2 separate regions of the Homo sapiens genome follow, and region 1 is linked to region 2. A link is a loop called in an ENCODE intact Hi-C map of the cell type or tissue named here. Cell type or tissue: heart left ventricle. All regions are shown on one strand. Links, peaks and the distances in the headings refer to the core of each region. The heading gives the core; the rest is flanking DNA.

Region 1 (10,679 bases), core at 1,363-9,362, 63 kb after region 2:
GTATTTATAGAAGATGGTCTGTTAATTTGCTGCCTGATCTGGCAAGGAATAACACATAATGAAGACATTTACCAAATCATCAAAATTTTATATAAGCTCAGAAAACAAGACCAAAAAGTGAAAGAGATAACCAAGTGATCCACCTCACCTTAAAAGAAAAGGATCAAAGGAACCATATGTTAGCTTTAATTCAGAAATGAAATCAAATGTCATTGTATATTTTCAGAACTTTACACAGAATGCACATGGCTAAATTGGGTACCCAGTCCAACTGTAATGATAAAAAAAAAAAAAAGGAAAAAAGAATGTAATTACCTCTTTCATAACATTGAGGATGTACTTCATGTCTCAGCACAAACTCAGGATGTACATTTCAACATTTATATTAGGAGTATCATGTTGCTATAGATAGATTCATAGGATGATATGAGCCCTATCTTAAAACTTTAATGACAAAATAACGACTCAAAGATAAAATAATCTAAAACCATTGATACCTATCTAGTGAGATATAACTGCTTTTAATGCTTAGTCTTACTGAGAAGAATTTAAAGCATATCAGAATGTAATAAACTGGTCTTGGACAGTCTGCTGACTAAATTTACAACAAAAAGGAATGTAATAAACTTTTATGTTTATCTATTTGACTAAAATGATCCATCATCCTAAAGGTTGTCAAGGATTGTACCTGACCAATAGCATTCTCTTCCTACTTCTAAGACGGACGTGCATAGAAGGAATCGCATAATAGCAATGTAACTGTCCTAGTAATTAATAAAAATTTTTAAGTAGTAGTAAATCTTCAGTTACTAATTACTTCATTTATTTTACACAGAGATCTCCCTCCCCATAAAAGAAGAACCTTCTCCTATTTCCAAAATGAGACCAGTGACAGCCAGCATCACCACAATGCCAGTGAATACAGTGGTGTCCCGGCCACCACCCCAAGTCCAAATGGCACCACCTGTATCTTTAGAACCTATGGGCAGTTTATCTGCCAGCTTAGAGAACCAACTAGAAGCTTTCTTGGATGGAACTTTACCCTCAGCCAATGAAATTCCTCCACTACAAAGCAGCAGTGAAGACAGAGAGCCCTTCTCTCTGATCGAGGACCTCCAGAATGATCTGCTGAGTCACTCAGGTATGCTGGACCATTCACACTCACCCATGGAGACTTCCGAGACCCAGTTTGCTGCAGGTACTCCCTGTCTGTCTCTCGACCTGTCAGACTCAAACTTGGACAACATGGAGTGGTTGGACATTACCATGCCCAACTCCTCTTCAGGACTCACTCCTCTCAGCACCACCGCGCCGAGCATGTTCTCTGCTGACTTTCTAGACCCACAGGACCTACCGCTGCCATGGGACTAACGTCACAGATTTCTTTTCTGAGAGTTGATGAGGTTTAAGAACATGAAGATTCTAAAAGGTCAGTTTTTAGAGATAGATCTATAGTTGCATTGTTGCAATCAAAATATGTTGTCACAGAAAGAATAGGTGGAAGGTCATAGCCTGGAACCCAAGTTTGAAAACATTTCATTGTGTTCAGTAGTGAATTTCTACAGTTTAACATAGCACAGGGCCTTCTGAAAATCGCACTTGTCAAAGACGACTCATCTATTTCTCCAGACTTCAGTAAAGAATGAAAAGTACCTTTAGATAAAAACAAAGAAGAGTAATATATGCAGCACAGTGACGTTAGGATTCTGGTAATTAACTACATTTAAATCTCTGGTCACTTTAAGACCCTAAATAAAAGGCAGACAGCTCCACTCAAAAACTAAGGCTGATGTGAGGGAGGTGAGAGGTCACTGCACTTGGTACTTCCTAGAGACGGCCGGAGCCAGGCCCAAGACACAGCAGAGGTCAAAGGCAGTGGAGAGCCTTGGCCAGTTCAGTGACAGCTTCTGGCTGAAGACTTTTGGTTCTATTCAGAAACCTGTGTCGTTTTTTTGGTGTTGTAGTTTATTTTGTGATTTTTTGGAATCGTACTTTATATTTCCAAATTTAAATTTAAATGCAAGATCTTTCAACATAAACAGAAGATACCTACAAAATACTGTCAGAAGTCCAGGTATACTGATAACACTGAAAATTCTATTAGCAACCTTCTGGGTTGGTTAGATTGATTTTAATGTATATATTAGACATTTGTATGTATGCTCTGACATTGTGATTTGTACAGCCTACGCTGGGGTAAGGAAATGGGTATCCAAGGTCCTACTTTTTTAATAGCTCGAATATTTCTAGAGTACTTGAGCCACATGTATTTCTGTATTTAAAGAATTGCTGACTAACTTTCAGGTAACCAGACCCATCTCAAAGAACCAAGAAAAGGCTTTAGCATGAAATATCTTTCTGAGCTGGCGAGTTAGAAGAATGGAAGGTAAGGGGAAGGTCTGTCATCTACCCAGGACATTCCCATGATGAGTACAGGTCAGATTGTGCCACAAGGTGGGCCTCCACGTCCCTGCCCTGGCCCTCTTTCTTCTGTCACTAACCCTGGTTATCATTTTACAGGCTTGTAACTGGATATTCTACCAGAGCTCTCACTATATTGTCAAGCCTAAGATTGAAAAACTGGAGGCTTTATTAGTGTTTTTATATAGAAAACAGTTATTACATATGTGTTAAGTCATTTCTTAAGAATTTTCTAAAATGCCAACTATCACAGGATTATTTCAAGCTAGTCATTGAGGTATATGACAAAATGTAAATAACAAAAAACTGAAATCTACCAAAAGAGCATGGAGATTTTTCTTAAATAATAATATTGTGCTCTCCACCTCACCCTTGTGTAAACCCTCAGGTCAGGTTGGTTCCCCTGGGTCACAAAATGGTAAATGTTCCATACTGACATGCCGGAGGCAGCCTGACCCGTTATTTGGAAAGAATTTGTGAATTATTTCTGGGTTTGTGTTTTGCCTAAGAGCTGATCTTATTTCTGATTTGTGTGTGTGTGGTTTATAAATTTTACTACGTGTAACAAAAGTCTGCTTTTCCAGCATGAGCACACTGGAGCCCTCTGCTCACTGGCACTTCCTGACTCAAAGGCACTAACAGTGCTCATGTGCCTTCCAGACGGTTCAAGGCAGAGGCCACTGTGCTCAGTGTAGTCTGTGATGAATAGTTTAAGTGTTCAGAAATTGGTAAACCAACACACGGGATACAATAACTCTCTGTTAACCAGAACACCGTCATTTGACCAAGCCCTACAAGAGTTTACCACACTAGATGTTCTGTGAATCCTCGAGTCAGTTCCATTGAGAGGGGCCTGTCTCCAGGGCCAGGCTATTTACTTGGGAAAGTATTTTTCTTACAGTTCTTGGCCACAGTTTTTTTGCTGAGGGTTTCTGTCTGGGCCTATCAGGTCCATACTTAGACCCTGAGCATCTTCTTCATTCAGATTTGAATGGCTTATTAAATTAGCACCAAATATCAGTGGGACTGTAGAAGGTAACCGAACACTAGTACCATTGACTCTCGTTGAATAACTTTATATTTCCATAATCCTGAATTGTGTAGATAGTTTTCTAGCTCTCGGGTCCCTTTATTGCTTTTTAAAATAGGGTTTGAAACATGCCACAGGAAGGTTGCTCTCCAAAAATACACAGTGCAGTGCAAGAAAATGCTATCTCATTGGCCTACTCTCCTATGAATTGCTAAAGTGCCCACTTCACATATGTGTTTAAACCTTTATAAACCAGTATTTCACTTTTAAAAAGACAAGGCATCTCTACCCATTAACTCTGCAAGCCACTCCACTTGCACCATTCCGCTTGACCCTCCTCTCTCCTGGCTTGGGTCACCAGCCAGGCACCTGTGACACGAGTGCTGCTCTCCAGGATCTCCACTACATGTTCCAGGTTGGAGTGAGGACGCGCTATGTGCTCACACTCATGTGACATGACCAAAGATGATACTCTGTAAACAAGGCCCTTCTGACCGGACTCAGTGCGTGTGATGGTGAGTGCAATGAGGAAGGGTGGATATTGACTAAAGACTGGTTGTTGTTGTTGTTTAGGTTAGTGTCACAGCCATTACAGCACAAGTCAAAGTCGCCAGTTGAATTTTCATTATGCACGTGTGTGGTTTAAGCAGTGGTACTGTTGTATATCATATTGTAAAGTATCATACTGCCAAGAAAATAACTCCTAGAAAGGCATTATCTCACATCCCCATCTTACTTTCCTACATGTTCTCAAAACACAGTAGTACCAGCCTTACCTTTCTGCTGTATGTAGATAGTCAGATCATCCTACTGGGGGTGGGATGAATTTAAAAGTTATACCAAAATTTCTGTAAAGTCTTTGAAAGTCTAGGAGTAGGTGGTCATCTTGTACATTTCAGCAAAGCATCCACTAGGAAACCTCATAGGACAGTGTTAGTGGTTCACGTTCTAGTGTTTTTCCTGAAATGTGCAATCTACTGTATAGTATTGCCACATAATTGTACATAGATGTATTCTGAATTTGTGGAATTTCTTGCTTAGATACTATTGTGTTTGTTTCATATGAATATTTTTGTAATTCTAAAAGAGATCTTATTTAAATTTCCTTTTTAAAAGCCGCATGGTTCTGTGATCCATGTAACTGACACTTTTTGGCTTTCAGTGCTGTTTAGAAACAGTGGCAAAGGCAGGGTGGTGCTGCCTGCAAGCTGCTGCCTATGGAAGGCAAAGTCATAGTAATGAGATAGCACCTCTGAACTGTGCAGTCAGCATACCCTGAGTGATGGCTCAGGGGCGCACTACCTATTTTGTCACCAGAGCTGACTCAGGCTTCCTGGACCCTCAACCCCAGATCATTCCAGGCAGCATAGCTTTCTTCACAGTCCTTTCAGAATTCCCAGGCTGAAATCAGCCATAGCAGTTGACAAAACAGCTATCCCCACAAGTGATGAGATAGTCCCTTTACTGTCCTCAAATGGACTTGGCCTTAGAGACGTGGTAAAGCACTTTGGCAGGGTTTAAAATATTTGTGAGAAGCCCACATTTCAGTATACATCCTCACTGGCTTCCATGCACCCACCTGACGGTAGCCTCACAGAAGTCCTGGCTGTCACTCAGGTGGGGAGCTCATGGTGCCGCTGGGGACTTTTTAGAGAAATGTAAAGAGAATAGCTATTCAGTGTCTACTAGCAGAGCAACATGTGTCAATTTAACCAAATTCACAAATAACCCTCCATTTTTCAATATCTGCTACTGTAAACATGAATATTGAATACTGACAAGAGAATACCCATACAAATCGTCCCACCGCCCTAGAGGCCACAGAATTAGCCCAAAATTATCAAAGAACATTAACTGGAAGGTCAGGTTTTTCAAGGAACATAGCTTACAAATGCATCAGTGTGTATCTGGAGAGCATCCTAACTGCATTTCAACTCATCTTTTAAGTGATTTCAGTCAAAACTGGAAAACAACTAAGATGTAGTAATTTTTTTTTCCTGGTTCAAACCTTCAATAACTTGCTCATTCAGCAGTCTCTCTGAGCTACATTTTTATTTGTAAAGTGACTCTGTCTGCATGGCAATGAGCAGGTGCGTGTTTTTTCCACATTCGCCCTTTCTTGCAGTATCCAGGGAAACACATCATTACAAAGGGTTTCTACCTGAAATCTTTCATGGAAGGCCTACAATTCGAAAAGCTGCACATGTTTACAGAAGAGCTCTTACCCTCCATGCAAACACTTTGCTCTGTGGTGTCACAGCTTTGTGACAATAAGATGGCAATCTCGGATCTACAAGGTGCTGTCGGGAATCAAATAAAATATGTTATCAGAGATATCATCACATCTATAGTGTTTAACAGAGCTTTATGCCAACTACTAAGACAAAGCTTTAACAAAGTTTATAGAATACTGAAACTCGTAACAATTACCTCTCTACGTGATGCTGTAAGGAATCTTGCTAATTTGGTAGGAAGAGGAAGCATTTAGGAAAGGGTTTAGTATCTACCAAAAGTACTTGACCTCAAGTAACCAATAGTAATGCAAACTTGCTTTAAAGGAACCAAAGGCATTGCCAAGTATTTGCCAAAAGGAGGCACTTTTTATTTAAAATTTGAGACTAATGAGATCTCAAAAATCAGCCCCAAAAAGGTATTATCCATTTAAGGTTATAATTTTCACTAAGATGTAGATATTTCTCTTATTGTTTTCATGTAAAATAGTATAGAGTTGTTTTGTTGGTTTAAGAGTAACATTCAGTAGTAATACAAAGTTTTTTTTCTATGTAGAAATTAGTTTTCTTTTCTTGCTTGCAATAGAAATGCAATGTGATAGGTGTTTCTCTTCTTATTTTCATTGTCACATTATGTCTTAGCATCTCACTTTATGAAAAAAAGGAGAAAGATACCAATCTACAGAGCCCTGCTTGTTGAAGCACTAGTTTAATCAACAAAAAATTATGGCAATCGGGGGTCCATTCATCTATTGCCTTTATGTTGTTTTTTAAAAGAAAAACCATGATGCCTTTGTATTTGCTGTTTGCACCCCTGAAATCAATTCCATATCATGTTTGAATGCCATACATTTTGCACATGTACTGTACATAAGTAATGCATACTGTATTTTTATATGTGTGCACATTTATCATCAGATCTTTTGTACATAGTGGCAGTATTGTAGCTGATCGGGAAATGTTTGATATCTCAGCAATTTTGCATTTTTGTGTCTCAAATAAAAGACATTTTGATGTACTATGATTCTTGCTGTGCAGAGGAAAGACCACTCCCTATGGGTTGGTGGAGCCATTGTAGACTGTGGAACGGGAGTGGATTTATTAGGAGGAGACACTATACCTTTAGCATACAACTCACAACAGAAAGCCAGCAGGCCAAGCCTGTGAACTTGTCACCCTCCCCTGGATCCAAGACCATGAGATACAAAATAGAAACTCACAGGTACGAGCTGAACTTGAATATGTCAAGATTTACACAAAGTGAGTTTCTTTCTTCCACAATGAAAGTTAGAAATATGTAGTTCTCCCTAGGGGGTTGATTTTCACACTCGGCGCGCACACACGCACAATGAAAACTGACTCAATAACATCAATGCACCACCACCACAATTCCTGAAAGACCCACATAATCCTTCAATCTAGCCAAGTTTCAAAAGCAACTATTTATATGAGGTATTTTTATAGACTGTACAAAATGGTCTTTAGAATTCAGTATGCTTTTAGTAAGATGGCATTTCATTTCAACTCAGAAGCCAACATTTAAAACAGAGTTTGGTTAAAATTTTTTTTCTCTTTGCTTTGAAGAAACAAAATAGTAATGAGTAAACTCTAATAACTATACCATATATCAATATTTGATTAAGAAAAAAGGCCCGAGTATCAACCACAGAAAAGGGGAAAAGAAAGATATTGATTACCAAAACACAGCAAAATGTTCATTACACTTAGGGAACCAGAGTGCAGCCTCAACAGACCAGTGAGATGATGCGCAAAGGGTTAAACCATTCATAAAGTATCATATGTTCCAGGCAGAGATCCTGCCCTTGGGGAGAAAATAGACCTCCCTGCTGGTCTGAGAGAAAACTTTGCCAAAGGAAGCATTGCACGTGCCCTGGGAGCCCAAGAGGAGTGAGCAAGGGATGTCACAGGAAACTCTGGGGAAGCTGTCATGGCAGACAGCCCCTTGGGCAAGGTCAGAATTAATTGGAGAAATTGTTTTTTCCTGCAACAGATTTTTTTTTATTTATTAGTTTTGTTGTTTTTTGAGACAGAGTCTCACTCAGTCACCGAGGCTGGAGTGTGGTGGCACAATCTCGGCTCACTGCAACCCTCTGCTGCCTGGGTTCAAGTGATTCTCCTGCCTCAGCCTCAGCCTCCCAAGTAGCTGGGACTACAGGCACGTGCCACCATGCCTGGCCAATTTTTATATTTTTTTAGTAGCTTTGGGGTTTCACCATGTTAGCCAGGCTGGTCTCGAACTCCTGACCTCAGGTGATCCACCCACCTCAGCCTCTCAAAGCACAGGGATCACAGGTGTGAGCCACTGCACCTGGCCAAGTATTACTTCTAATTTAACTTTCAGAAAGAAGTCTCATATTGATGTCCTGTCTTTTCTGTTAATATGCATGACAGGCTAATTAAATTAAACCTATGTTGTGTGATGAGATGAGAAACAAGGGTCCTCATCAACATTTTCTGTGCCCTTTCGTTGGATGCGATTGCGTCACAGATCATTCCACGGGGAAATCCGTGAATGATGGCCCTGTGGGTGCTCACTCTGCAGCGTCCTCCTGCTTGCCATTGGACGTACAACAGACTTGTCAGAAGCATCCAAACCCCAAATTATTTCAATGCTAATACTGTCCAAGCCAAAGCTGAAGTTTGATTAATGGTGAAAAAGGGCTTTTAGTCAGGTTAATTGTTAAGAATTAAAGTGTTTCCCATCCAAGATTCAAATAAAGACCTTTGAGGCCGGGTGCAGTGGCTCACACCTGTAATCCCAGCACTTTGGGAGGCCAAGGCGGGTGGGTCACCTGAGGTCAGTAGTTCAAGACTAGACTGAACAACATGGTGAAACTCCATCTCTACTAAACACACACACAAAAAAACTAGCCAGGCATGGTGGTGCATGCCTGTAGTCCCAGCTACTTGGTAGGCTGAGGCAGGAAAATCCCTTGAACCTAGGAGGTGGAGGTTGCAGTGAGCCGAGATCACGCCATTGCAATCCAGCCTGGGCAACAAGAGTGAAACTCCATCTCAAAAAAAAAAAAAAAAAGGAAGGCAAATGACTTGCCTGAAATCACAAAGGAAACAGCACAGATTTGAGACCAAGCTTCTGAAACCCCAGAACCCAAACCATCTGTCTTAGTCTGTTCAGGGAGCTATAATAAAATACCTCAGACTGGACAATTTACAAACAGCTGAAACATAGTGGTCACAGTTCTAGAGACTGGAAGATCCAACATCAAGGTTCCAGCAGATTCAGTGTCTGGTGAGGTCCAGGTCTCTGCTTGGAAGATGGTGCCTTTTTGCTGCATCCTCACAAAGAGGAAGGGACAGAAAGGCCAAAACACACACACACAACACACACAAACAGGCTGCCTTTTATAAGGGCACTAAATCCCATTCATGAGAGCAGAGCCCTCATCACTTAATCACCTCCTAAAGGTCCAAACTTCTAATACATTGCATGGGGATTAAGATTCAACATGAATTTTAGAGACACAAACATTCAAACCATAGCACCATTCCTGTAGACTCTATATACAACTCTCTGCCTTTGTCCAGATACTTTGTGAATACAATTGAGTACAGCTTAATTCATGTCTATCATGAGGTTCCACTAACTGTCTTGATTAGACCTCCTCAGTCTCTCACATTTTCTAAAGTACCTGCTCACAAATGTTTAATGGCATCCAATGTATGGCTTTTTACTAGATTAAAGCCAGCCAGAACATGGAGTCCAAGACTGGAGCGTTTTAAGTGAACTCTACTGACTGGGCCATGCAAAATGACTTGTTATTAAACACTATCTTGCTGGGGCTTCTGTAACCATTTGAACACATACCAAAGCTCAAGAGCAGTAAGATTTTTAAATACCTAGCAAGGTTGAAGACACACAAACTCTGTGATCCAGCAAATCAATTTTTTGTACACATCCTTGAGAAACACAGACGTACACAGGAAATCACGTGTAAGAATGAACACTAAAGCATTTACAAAGCAAAAATTGCAAGCAACTCCTATGCCTTTCAATTAGAGAACCATTAAACACTGCAATTTACAGGAATGAACTAAATCTAATGTGCCAATGTAAAAGAATCTTGAAACAAAATGCTGAGGGGGAAAAAAGTGCAGAATAAAGCCTGCATAATTCAAGTAACATTTTAAAACAAGGCTGTGTGTTTTATAAAGTATAAAAACATGGGTGGTAAGGACTCAGGTCAGTTTCAAGATTCAGAATATTTCTGGAAAGAAAAAACTAGATTGGGGAACATCTGAAAGGAGGCTTTAACTTTCTAATATTTAATAATTCTATAGCCAATATAGCAAAATACTAATTGTTAACTAGTTGATTTTAACTATCCCTATTTTTTGTGAGTTGGAAATATTTTATGGTAAAAAAGATTAGTAAGAACGATATTTCTGATGTATATAGAAACTAAAGTCCTAAATAAAATACTGGCAAATGAAATCCAGTAATATGCAAAAACTGTTATATAGCATGACCAAGTGGGGTTTATTCCTGGAATGCAAAGTTGGTTTAACCTCTGAAAATCCATTAATGCAAAACACCCTATCCATAGAATAAAGTACAAAAACTACATGATTATCCCAATACACACAGAAAAAGCACTTGACAAAATTCAACACCCCTTCACAATAAAAATGCAATGAACTAGAAATAGAAAGGAACTTTCTCACGTTATAAAGGTCATTTACACAAAACCCACAACTATCATTATACATAGTGGTGAAAGACTGAATGCTTGTCTCCAGTGCTCAGGAAAAAACGGATGTCCACTCTTAGAACTTCTGTTCAACATTGTACTAGAGTTTCTACCCAGGACAATTATACAAGAAAAAGAAATAAAAGGCATCCAGATTGGAAAGGAAGAAATAAAACAATCTCTATTTGTAGATGGCATGATCTTGCCTATAGAGAATCCTAAAGAATTTCCTAAAAATTGATTAGAATAAAATGAATTCATCAAGGT
Region 2 (10,679 bases), core at 1,032-9,031:
TTCAGAACAACATAATTACATTTTGTCTTCGTTCCTACCATCATCAGCAATTCAAAAATAACTCCAAACTCCAAATTCCCGCAATGAAGTGAAACGGTGTTGGTTTTGCCCCCATGATAATCACTTGCCCATAGAAAATTATTTTGTTAATTTATTCTTAAATGTGACATTGTATTCTGTTTTCTTAGAAAATAGCAACTCAGTTATATGCTCTAAGTATACCATGCAAATTTAAGTAAAACATGTTTATTAAAACTTATATATATGGTAAGCATTGTGGAAGGTGCTAGAAATATAAGGATGAGGTCTAGTAGGGCAAATAGAGGCAAAATATAGATATCTAGCGTGCAGTGTGATGGGGAATATATAATGTAGTTGTTATTGTAGTTACCAAATTGTTAAAAGATCAAATCATTATTAATGGTTAATGGAATTATGGTGGTGAGAGGGGCCAGCCAGGGGTGGGTAGGAAATAAGAAATGTGATTATTGAGAAATTAGTTTCATAATGTCTGTTCTGCTAACTGTTCCTTTTTTTTAATTACTGAAGTGAAATTCACATAACATAAAATTAACGATTAAGCAGTTGCTGTCATGCTCCCTTCCCCGCAATCCCTGGCAACCACCAATCTGCACTCTGTCTCTGAATTTACCAGTTCTGGATATTTCATGTAAATGGGGACTCATACAATATGTGAGCTTTTATATCTGACTTCTTTTCCTTGTAATGTTTTTCAGTTTCATCCACATTGTAGTATGAGTATTTAATTTATTTTTATGACTGAATAATATTCCATTGTATGGATATGCCACAATTTGTTTATCCATTCATCTGTTGATGACATTTGGGCAGTTTCTGCCTCTTGGCTATTGTGAATAGAGTTGCTATGGACATGTGTGTACATGTATTTGTTTGAGTACTTGTTTCCAATTCTTATTTCACCTAGGAGTAGAATTGCTGGGCTGCAATTGTTATAAACTAAAATTATATTCAGTTTAGAAAAGAACTTCTTTAGGAAAGACTTTAGAAAGAACTGCTAAATGTTCTAATTTTGTATCTTATGGTCTTTTCCTCTGATAAAAATGATACCATTTAGAGCCAGTGAATAACTTGCCATGCAGTTTCCTGATTTCTCTCCCCCTGGCTGTTGCCTTTACTAGTTGGAGCATTTCGGTAATGCATAACCATGTTTCTCTTCTTGACTTTCTCTTCACAGTCTACAGTGATTATTCCAAACCTCCTTCACTGGCCTCAAAATTAACTTTCCCTTTACCCATCTCACTTGGAACAGATGACCTTTCTTTCAACTTCTCCAAAAAGTTAAAAGCCATTATCTGGGAACTCCCTAGATGTCCCAGACCAAAGCTGTAAAGCTTCTTGCAGCAGTCGCCAATCCTCATTGCCCTCCTATTATGATAGAGGAAGTGTCTCTTAATAAAGGATGTCTTTGTACATCTGTCCCCTTCCTACTGCCTTCAAGGTACCTGCTATCTCTTATGCTCTTGTTCATTCTCTCATTTGTATTCATTCTTATTTCTTTCTTCTCCCCTTCCCTCTCTTTTGCTCTTCATCAATTATAAACTTGCTCAATTATTTTCCAACTTCAAGTTTCACACCCTCAAGTTTTCACTTTCTCCCTTGCTCTTCCTGGGCAGCATCTTGAAAGCATGCTTACACTCTTGCCTCTCGTTCACACCTGACCTCCTCCAACCTGACTTACATCCATCACTTTACAAAAGTAGCTCCTCCAGGGATTAAAACAGCAGCATTTGACACACTTGATCATGCCTCCTTTAAAAACTCTTACACACACCCTCCTGGTTCCCTCCGCCTTTTTAGGCAGCTTCCTCTGCCTTCCTTTGTTGGATCTTCCTTCCCTATCTGACCTGTAACAGGGCTTCTATTTGTTGGCTTTCTTAAGAGCTCAGTCCCGGGCTTTCTTTTCCTCTCTATTTATATTCTCTACCTCAGCAAACTCCTGTGGCTTCAAATACTACATAAGTGACAACTTCCAAATTCCACTCTCTGCCAAGACCTTCTGAAATCGGGACCCATGTAGCCAACTGCCATTTTAACATCTCCACTTCCTATTCAAACATGCCCAAGACTGCGCTTCCTAATAGCCAGCATGCATTCCTTATCTCAGTAAATGGTCTACCCAGGTGCTTAAGCCTGAAACCCAGGATCATCTTTGTGACCTCTTCCTCCTTCAAACACACTGTCCACTCCCTTGCCATACACTGTTGATTTGATTCTAAATGTATCTCAAATCTATTCATTACATCTCTCAGCCATGATGGAGTTGAAGAAAAAATAAGTCCTGTGCTCAAAGTTTCTATCCTGGAACATCAGAAAATTCTATGAAATTTGGAAATAAATGTTTGGTTTCAAGAGAAAGCTTACCCTGAGCTTTTGAAAACCACGGTAAATATTTCCCCATTGAGTCAGAAACCCAGCCCCATTGTCCTCACTAATTCTTTTTATATCTTACAGTTCTTCACTGCTTATTAGTTATTTATATTATTTGACATGATATCACTAGTACCCTTAGGTGAGAGGAGGTAATCTTTGTTTCTGAATTTAAATTTACCTTAAAACTTAATGTTATACATTGTGGGGAAGGGGAAAAATAAAAAGGTACTATCTTACCTTGTAAGCTGGACTACAGATTGGCACAACCATTTGGAAGGCAAAGTGACCTTATCAAAGTTTTAAGGGCGTGTTCCATTATTAGAAATTTAATTTATAGGTATATCATCAAAGGATGCCCCCAAAATGAATGAGGATATTCATTATAGCATTATTTGTAATAGCAAAAAACCTGGTAGCTTAAGTATATGAATAATACATCCATATGTTAGATACAGCCTTTAAGAAAGAGCTAGATTCTGAGTTCCGACCCGGACCCGTACGCTGCTGCGCTGACGTGGCTCCCGGAAGTAAGGCTGGCGTAGGGCCGCCATGTTGCAGCAGGATAGTAATGATGACACTAAAGATGTTTCACTGTTTGATGCGGAAGAGGAGACGACTAATAGACCAAGAAAAGTCAAAATCAGACATCCAGTAGCATCGTTTTTCCACTTATTCTTTCGAGTCAGTGCAATCATCGTCTGTCTTCTCTGTGAATTGCTCAGCAGCAGCTTTATTACCTGTATGGTAACAATTATCTTGTTGTCATGTGACTTTTGGGCAGTGAAGAATATCACAGGTAGACTAATGGTTGGCCTACGTTGGTGGAATCACGTTGATGAAGATGGAAAGAGCCACTGGGTGTTTGAATCTAGAAAGGAGTCCTCTCAAGAGAATGAAACTGTGTCAGAGGCTGAATCAGGAATCTTTTGGTTGGGACTTGTTGCCTGTCCAGTGCTGTGGGTGATACTTGCCTTCAGTGCACGCTTCTCCTTCAGAGTAAAAAGTGGTTGGCGGTGGTTATCGTGGGTGTGGTGCTACAAGGTGCCAACCTGTATGGTTACCTCAGGTGTAAGGTGGGCAGCAGAAAGAATTTAACCAGCATGGCTACTTTATATTTTGGAAAGCAGTTTTTAAGACAAAACACTGGAGATGATCAGACTTCCTGAAGAGAGAAAGCTTATGTGCTTTGTTACATTGGGGAACAACTGAAGAGATAAGTCTTGACTTTGAACCTTTTAGAGCTTAGTCCATGTTGCAACGAGGAGTGTTGGCTTTGTTTTTCCACTTAAAAACTTTATTTATAAAAAGGAAAAATAGTTTTCGTATTAAGTTTTTATTTCCAGCAGTTGGGGCGAGAAAGTATATGTTGGCACTAGAAACATTGTCAAGATTTATTCTGTGGTGTAGGTATGCACATTCCATAGGTATGCACACGGCCATGTAATATCAGTATATCCCAAGTTAACGAAAGTGTTCATTTACATAGGCAATGGAGACCTTTGCATTGTGATCCATAGAACATAGGAGGATGTTCTTAGTGTGTCTCAAAGCTCTATATGTTTACATATTATTTCTGTAGATTGTTTTCAGGAGAAAGTTTTGCTTCCATGGTAAGAGTGAGCACTTTGGCTTCTGTGTAAGTTAGAAATAATTGTTAGTTTTTAATATGTACTTCCTGGGGAAATTTCTTAGATGTTTGCAAGCAAGTGAAAACAGTTAGGGCCAGTGGTACTAACTACTTTATAAAATTTTATTTTTATTTGTAAGAAGTCATCTACTTAAGGCCCAGTTAATATAAGTGGAATCATCGTAGTTTAAGGAATACCCAGAGATTGCTGCTGTTCTATTTATTTTACAGAAAGGATAGCTAGATTGAAAGCTCTTCAGTGGACCTTGAGCTAATAGAGCTTTTACCACTAAAAGAGCATTATTCTCATGTCATAATGAGAATAATCATTTACATACTTGGCATAATAAATGCCTAAAAGACATTTTATTTTCTGAATCTATCGTTTTCTTGCTATAATGGGGATATTGTAAATTATGCATTTGTATTAATGGTATTTCTTAAAGCAATCTATGTAACTGTAAACTAAACCAATCTACAAACTATTGTAGGCATCTGTAAATTCTGTCGTAGGTATTATAAACCTTGTTGAAGTCTTAATCAGCAGATTATGTTGTGAATGTATTTGTACATTGTTAAAATAGTTTTTAAGATTATTTGTTTAATTGAATAAGTGTCTTATTAGAGTGATAGCTTTGAAGGTGCAAAACTTTATATTTGTATAAAATTCTACTGTTTACAAGGCAAAAAAAAAAAAAAGAGCTAGATTCCTTGATATTCTTTAAGCAAATTACCAAACTATATAAATACTATTATCTGACACATATACTTCCTTTGCATATGTTATATATAACATTGGTGGACAATTCACAAGACATCTTCTCCGAGCCATAGAAATCTAACAGTGGTTACCTCTGGGGAGAATGACTGAAGGTCTGAAGTAGAATGGATTAACTTTCACTTTTCTTTTTAAAATCTCTTTTTATGTGCATGTATACTTTATTTTAACAAATAAAAGAAAAATGTATTATAAAACAGGGATTCTTAAATCAAGATACTAACAGTACACATAGTGTTCTGTTTGAGTCCCGGGCTCAGAAGGAGACCCTTCGTGATTTGACTTTCTCCCCTTTGACTGCAAAATAAACTATTCACAGCAGAGAACTATAAATTTGTGAATCTTTGTGGAACTAAAATTTTTAAAGCCTTATGGTTTTATATTTGGAGAAAAAAAGTGTTATTTTCACCAAGTGTCTAATGTAATAGTAGTGGTAATAATTAGTAATAGCCACCACCATTTTAAACATTTATTTTTAAGAGAAAGGAAAAGTAGTTCATCAGTCTTTTGCCCTTTCAGTACAATTGTTTTCAAGTCCTTACCTGATTAAACAAGTGCAATTCTACATTTGGCCACCACACTGCTATCTGATCAAACACTGAAACAAGTATTGAATGGAATCCAATTAATCCCTCCTGTATCCAAGCTCAAAAGATAATATGAGGAAGCTGGCTTTTCTAAACTGTCTTGTTTTTACAGGATCAGGCCTTCACTTAATACTATTTAAACAATGCATAATAAATGTTTGCCAAAGTCCAACCACTTCATTCTCTTAACTACCCTGACATCTGTTTGAAAAATAAACAACTGAAACTAGGATCTGTTTATTACCTAGTACTGACTTCAGAGTCAATACATAGTCAATTCTAGAGTATTCTTTAGTTTTCCATCTTCAGAGATGGTTCATCTAATCCTCACTTGACTGCTCAGGCTTTTTTTTTTCACTCCTCATGATCCTAAAGTTTATTCTGTCCATTGTCCTGTAATTAAGTAATATACATTGGAGCTTCTCTCTAACTCACAGATAGCTGTTCATCACCTCTCCCCTCTCCCCTTTCCCACCCTCCTTCATACCCATAACTGAAATCCAGCTGTTCGTAAAGAATTTCCAAGACCATGGCTGCCTGCCATTATGCTCCCCAGAAAGTGTCATTTTTGCATTGTTTTGGTAACATACAGTCCTCTATGTCCCACTGAAAACTCAGGGCCAGAGCCATGCTTTGCCTCGGCTTGCTCAACTCAAACTAAACTGCTCTTTGTTATTAATATGCTGCATACAATGTGTTGTTTCCTTTAGGGGGAAAAGGCACTTTAATTACATCATATTAAGACAACATTTCACACTTTGGGAGGCCAACGCGGATGGAACACTTGAGGCCAGGAGTTGGAGACCAGCCTGGTCAACATAGGAAAACCCCGTCTCTATTAAAAATACAACAGATTAGCCGGGCATGGTGGTACACAACTTGTAATCCCAGCTACTCAGGAAGCTGAGGCACAAGAATCACTTGAACCCAGGAGACAGAGGTTGCAGGGAGCTGAGATCAGACCACTGCACTCCAGCCTGGGCGACAGAGGAAGACTCTGTCTCGAAAAAAAAAAAAAAAAAAAAAAAAATTTCAACATTCTACTTACGGAAACAAAAGAGGAAAGACATATCTTGGTTCAAAAAGCATGTGAAATTTTTGAATTAGGGTTATAAGTATCACATGAAAGAAGTTATTGTATTTTAAAGGTTTTGTTTTGTGTGTTTATTTGTTTGTTTGAGACAGAGTTCTTGCTCTATTGCCCAGGCTTGAGTGCCGTGGTACAATCATAGCTCACTGTATAGCCTCGAACTCCTGGGCTCAAGTGATCCTCCTACCTCAGAGCCTCCCAAGTAGCTGGGACTACAGGTGTGTGCTACCATGCCAGCTAATTTTTTTTATTTTTTATTTTTCTTTGGTAGAGACAGGGTCTCACTATGTTGCCCAGGCTGTTCTCAAACTCCTGGTCTCAAGCCATCCTCCCTCTTCAGCCTCCCCAAACACTGGGATTACAGGCATGAAGCACCGAGTTTGGCCTTACAGTTTTTTTATATTGGAAACGAATCTTAAAATTTTGTTCTAAAAGCACTCTAAACCATTTAAGAAGCAGGGGAAAGGAACTAAAAGAAGATACTTTTTTTTATGGAAAACCCGCTAGACAAATTCTAAAAGAGCTGTAACACTTAAGATACTTTATATCTAAACTACCATATTGCTGGGAATGACATTTTCAGTTTATCATTGGATAAGCTACCTTTCATTTTTTTGGAATTGGGATTAAAATCAAATTTTTACTTTTCTTGCATAAAAGTAGAGCAAATTCAAAACACCTCTATTGACATAATATTGTTTTTATCTGTTGTGATAAGGAATAAGGATTAAGTAAAAATTTCAAAATTATACACCCTTTTCTCCTTATTGAAATGTAATAGAAAACTGTAAATGTTAGCCCTAAGAGATGAAAGATCATAATTCAATAAATTTTTTTCTTTAAATGAAATAGCCATCTGTATCCATGTTCACATATGTCTGCTACAATTGCAAAAGACAATGGTTAATACGTGAGGAAATTAGTCTCATTACTTTATGATCATGCTTTATATATATTACATTGGAATAGTCTTCCTTTTAAGAATTCAAATTAAGGGAATAACTGAAATGAAGAATTAACTTTATACACAAAAATTGCACCACAGCATTATTTATAGTTAAAAAATTGGAAACAACCTAAGTGATAAACAGGGACTATTTAGTAAACTATGCCATATCCACCTAACAGAGTATTTTATGTAGCCACTAAAATAATAAGAATATTTATCATTGTAGTTACAGAGTGATCGGAGTATGTAGAAGCAGAGAATCAAAATCTATGCTTAAAGACAGAGGAAATACATGGTAACTCTAGTTGTGTCTCTCTGGATGATGATATTATCGGTGATTTTCTTTTTTAGTTTTTTTATCCTACTGTTTTCTATTTCCATATTTTGTGTAATGAACATATTTGGCTCCTATCATGTGTGAAAAGATTTTTTTTAATAAAAATGCCTGGGACCCAGGCTAGTTAGGAAAGATGGGATACATACAGTAAGTAAATGGATTTATAACCTCATCTCCCTCCATCCGTGAGGGTGCTTTGCCTGCCTCTTGTGAGTTTTGTCATCTGGAAATATACAGCTCTTGTAGAATTGTCAACTTGGGGTAAATGTTTTGCACAGAGAATACAATGCTACCTGTATGAGATATGCTTTTTTATATCTGTCCCCCTTTTTTGATAAAATGAAACAGGTTTACACCTTGTTTTAAACCATGATTCTAAATTTCAGGACTTCTTAGGACCATGTGTTGGATTGTTTAGCCTTTACCTTTTTCAAAAATAATATTCTTTGAAAATGTTCAAATGTGAGCAATTGTAACATGAAGTCTGTTTATCTTTATTACTTATGTCCTTTGTTTCTGAAAGGATGTACACACTCAGTGTTTTGAACTGTTTAGTCCCCTGAGGATTCTATAGTTTGTACGTGTATCCTTTTCTTGCATGATGGCCATGGAAGATACTGTTACTCAACTTACTAAGAAGACGGAGGCTATGATGTCAACCCAATAGTATGGTTCATCTACTCAGCAAGGCACCGGGAGAGAATGCTCTTGGTTTCAGTTTTGACACATGAGGCCATTGCCAGACTGCCTCTGCTGCAGGAAAACAGTACCAGGCCAGTGTCTAGTCTTTGGTTGCAGCTACAGATATGAAATCTTGTCAACACAAGCACAATTTGTCAGGCAGTTGTGCAAGGCTGAGTGACATTCAGTGGTCTAAGCCTTTTTTCCCCTCCATGCAGATATAAACATGGAGGGTAAGCATGGAGGCTGAAAAGGGAGGAAGGAGGTCTCCAGGCTTAATCCATGAAGGTCCCAGGAAAACTTGATAAAGCATTCCTGATCCCACAACCGTGAATGCCTCTCTGATCATTAGAAGAGTCTGGTCCTCTGTTTTCAGGGTCCCTTACCCCTTCCTCAGTCGTGGATAAGCACCAGTACATTCTGCCTGACTTCTGTGTCTCATGACAATTAAGCTGTCTATCATTCAAGCCATGTTCTTCCTGGATGGTCTCTGTCTAAGGTGCAGATATCTGCTGTGACTTATACATTAATTTTGTTAGTAATTTGATGAACAGAAGTTCTGAAAGGAAGTTTGATATCTGCCAAAATTATAAGTCTATACCTATATGATCTGTACTTTTTATAAGTAGTAGTTGCTCTCAGAATAGCCTGTGTCAATTGTGAATGACTGGTTTTAGTTGACATCAACAAGTAATACTGTAATTGTGTGTTTTTGTTTTGAGACAGAGTCTCGCTCTGTTGCCCAGGCTTGAGTGCAATGGCACGATCTCGGCTCACTGGGTTCAAACGATTCTTCTGCCTCAGCCTGCTGAGTAGCTGGGATTACAGGCACCTGCCACCTCGCCTGGCTAGTTTTTATATTTTCAGTGGAGACGGGTTTCACCATGTTGGCCAGGCTAGTCTCAAACTCCTGAGCTCCAATGATCTGCCAGTCTCGTCCCGGCCTCCCAAAGTATAATTGTGTTTTAATACTACCCAAAGTAGCAATGTACCTGATCTCTTGCTAGAACATAGTGCCTCATATTCAATATAATATGTGCAGTAGTGTCCACCTATGGGTGCAGATAAAAGCTAAAAAAAAAAAAAACTGGGTAATCAACATACTTAACAAAATGGCTAGTTACTTGCAATTCTGCCTCCCCTTCCATTCATGTTCTTCCTAACGTCGCTTAAAAAAGATCTTCCTTTCACTGCTACTGCTGCTGCTCTTTCCCATGGATTTGTACCCCATGCAGTACCCAGACACCTAACAGATATGCTCTAAATAAATGAATGTGCCTGGGGGAGGCCGATGGCCACAGCTGCTTTGAATAATACTTGTAGTGGGAGGTTCTTGCTTCTTGGGAAAGTTTTATAGGCAATGATGAGAGCGTTAATTGGGGAAATTATTCTCCTACCTTCAAGCAGTATAAGTAGGGTTGTTTGGTTGCTTGTTTGGCCACATAGAAAATGGGATAGAAAACACAAATGTTTGTGTGTGTTGTTTTATTTTAATAATTGGTGGTTGGTGTCTACGATATTGTGAATATAATTAGAAATGTATATGTGTTCTTTGTCTTGGGTTTCTGGCACAGAACTCCTAAAGTTCTCCTAAATGTCCTGAGTAATAGGAGCATCATTTGTTATACATTTGGTCTTAGTCCCCAGTTCTTGACAAAGAGCTTCTTTCTAAGATCCTTGGACTCTCTGGAGTGATGAGAGTGGTTTTTGTATGCTACTGAGATGACAGGTAGTTGAAGGTCTTTAGGTAGCTTCCAGATAGGGGCTGATCACCAGAAAGACCAAGGCATGGCCAGAGGAAAGGTGGTATACCTAGAGAGGGCATGGGAGCTCTGTGCCCCTTCTCCCATACCATGCCCTATGTGTCTCTTCCATTTGGCTATCCCTGAGTTGTATCCTTTAGAATAAACTACTAATAATAGGTAAAGTGCCTTCCTGAGTTCTGTGAGCTGTTCTAGCAAATTATCAAACCTGGGGAGGGGATTATGGGAACCTCCCAACTTTATAACTCATTGGTCAGAAGTCTGAGTGGCTTGGCCTAACAATTGGCATCTGAAGTGAGGGCAGTCTCTTGGGATGGAGCCCTTTAACTTGTAGGATCTGACACTAACTCCAGGTACCTAGTGTCAGAATTGAATCATTGGACACCCAGTTGGGCATCCAGAATTGGAGAATTGGTTGGTATGAGGGAAAAGCCCACACATCTGGTGTCAGAAGT

Evidence for each region. Hi-C counts contacts between places; a loop is a spot of excess contacts. Peaks named below come from ENCODE experiments on the same cell type or tissue, not always from the same donor. Only the 100,000 strongest peaks of a DNase experiment are listed, where the experiment ranks them.
Region 1: a loop joins it to region 2, with 4 times the contacts of the local background. A loop is called at or near these places in 2 of 110 quality-filtered maps.

What each region holds. Positions count from the first base shown.
Region 1 is chr16:14,260,074-14,270,752 of GRCh38, forward strand. MRTFB (myocardin related transcription factor B) reads left to right here. Exons shown (of 17, transcript NM_001308142.2): 17 at 836-6,700. The coding sequence ends at 1,371. Among named protein-coding and RNA genes, the nearest start is that of TRT-CGT2-1, 20 kb to the right of the region's middle. In heart left ventricle, for the core only: no CTCF peak of the experiment used is centred there; no DNase peak of the experiment used is centred there.
Region 2 is chr16:14,197,396-14,208,074 of GRCh38, forward strand. All of the region lies in intron 3 of MRTFB (myocardin related transcription factor B), which reads left to right. It also overlaps the pseudogene TVP23CP2 and the pseudogene LOC124903783. Among named protein-coding and RNA genes, the nearest start is that of TRT-CGT2-1, 83 kb to the right of the region's middle. In heart left ventricle, for the core only: a CTCF peak has its summit at 5,408; no DNase peak of the experiment used is centred there; H3K4me3 peaks cover 1,082 bases; H3K27ac peaks cover 1,271 bases.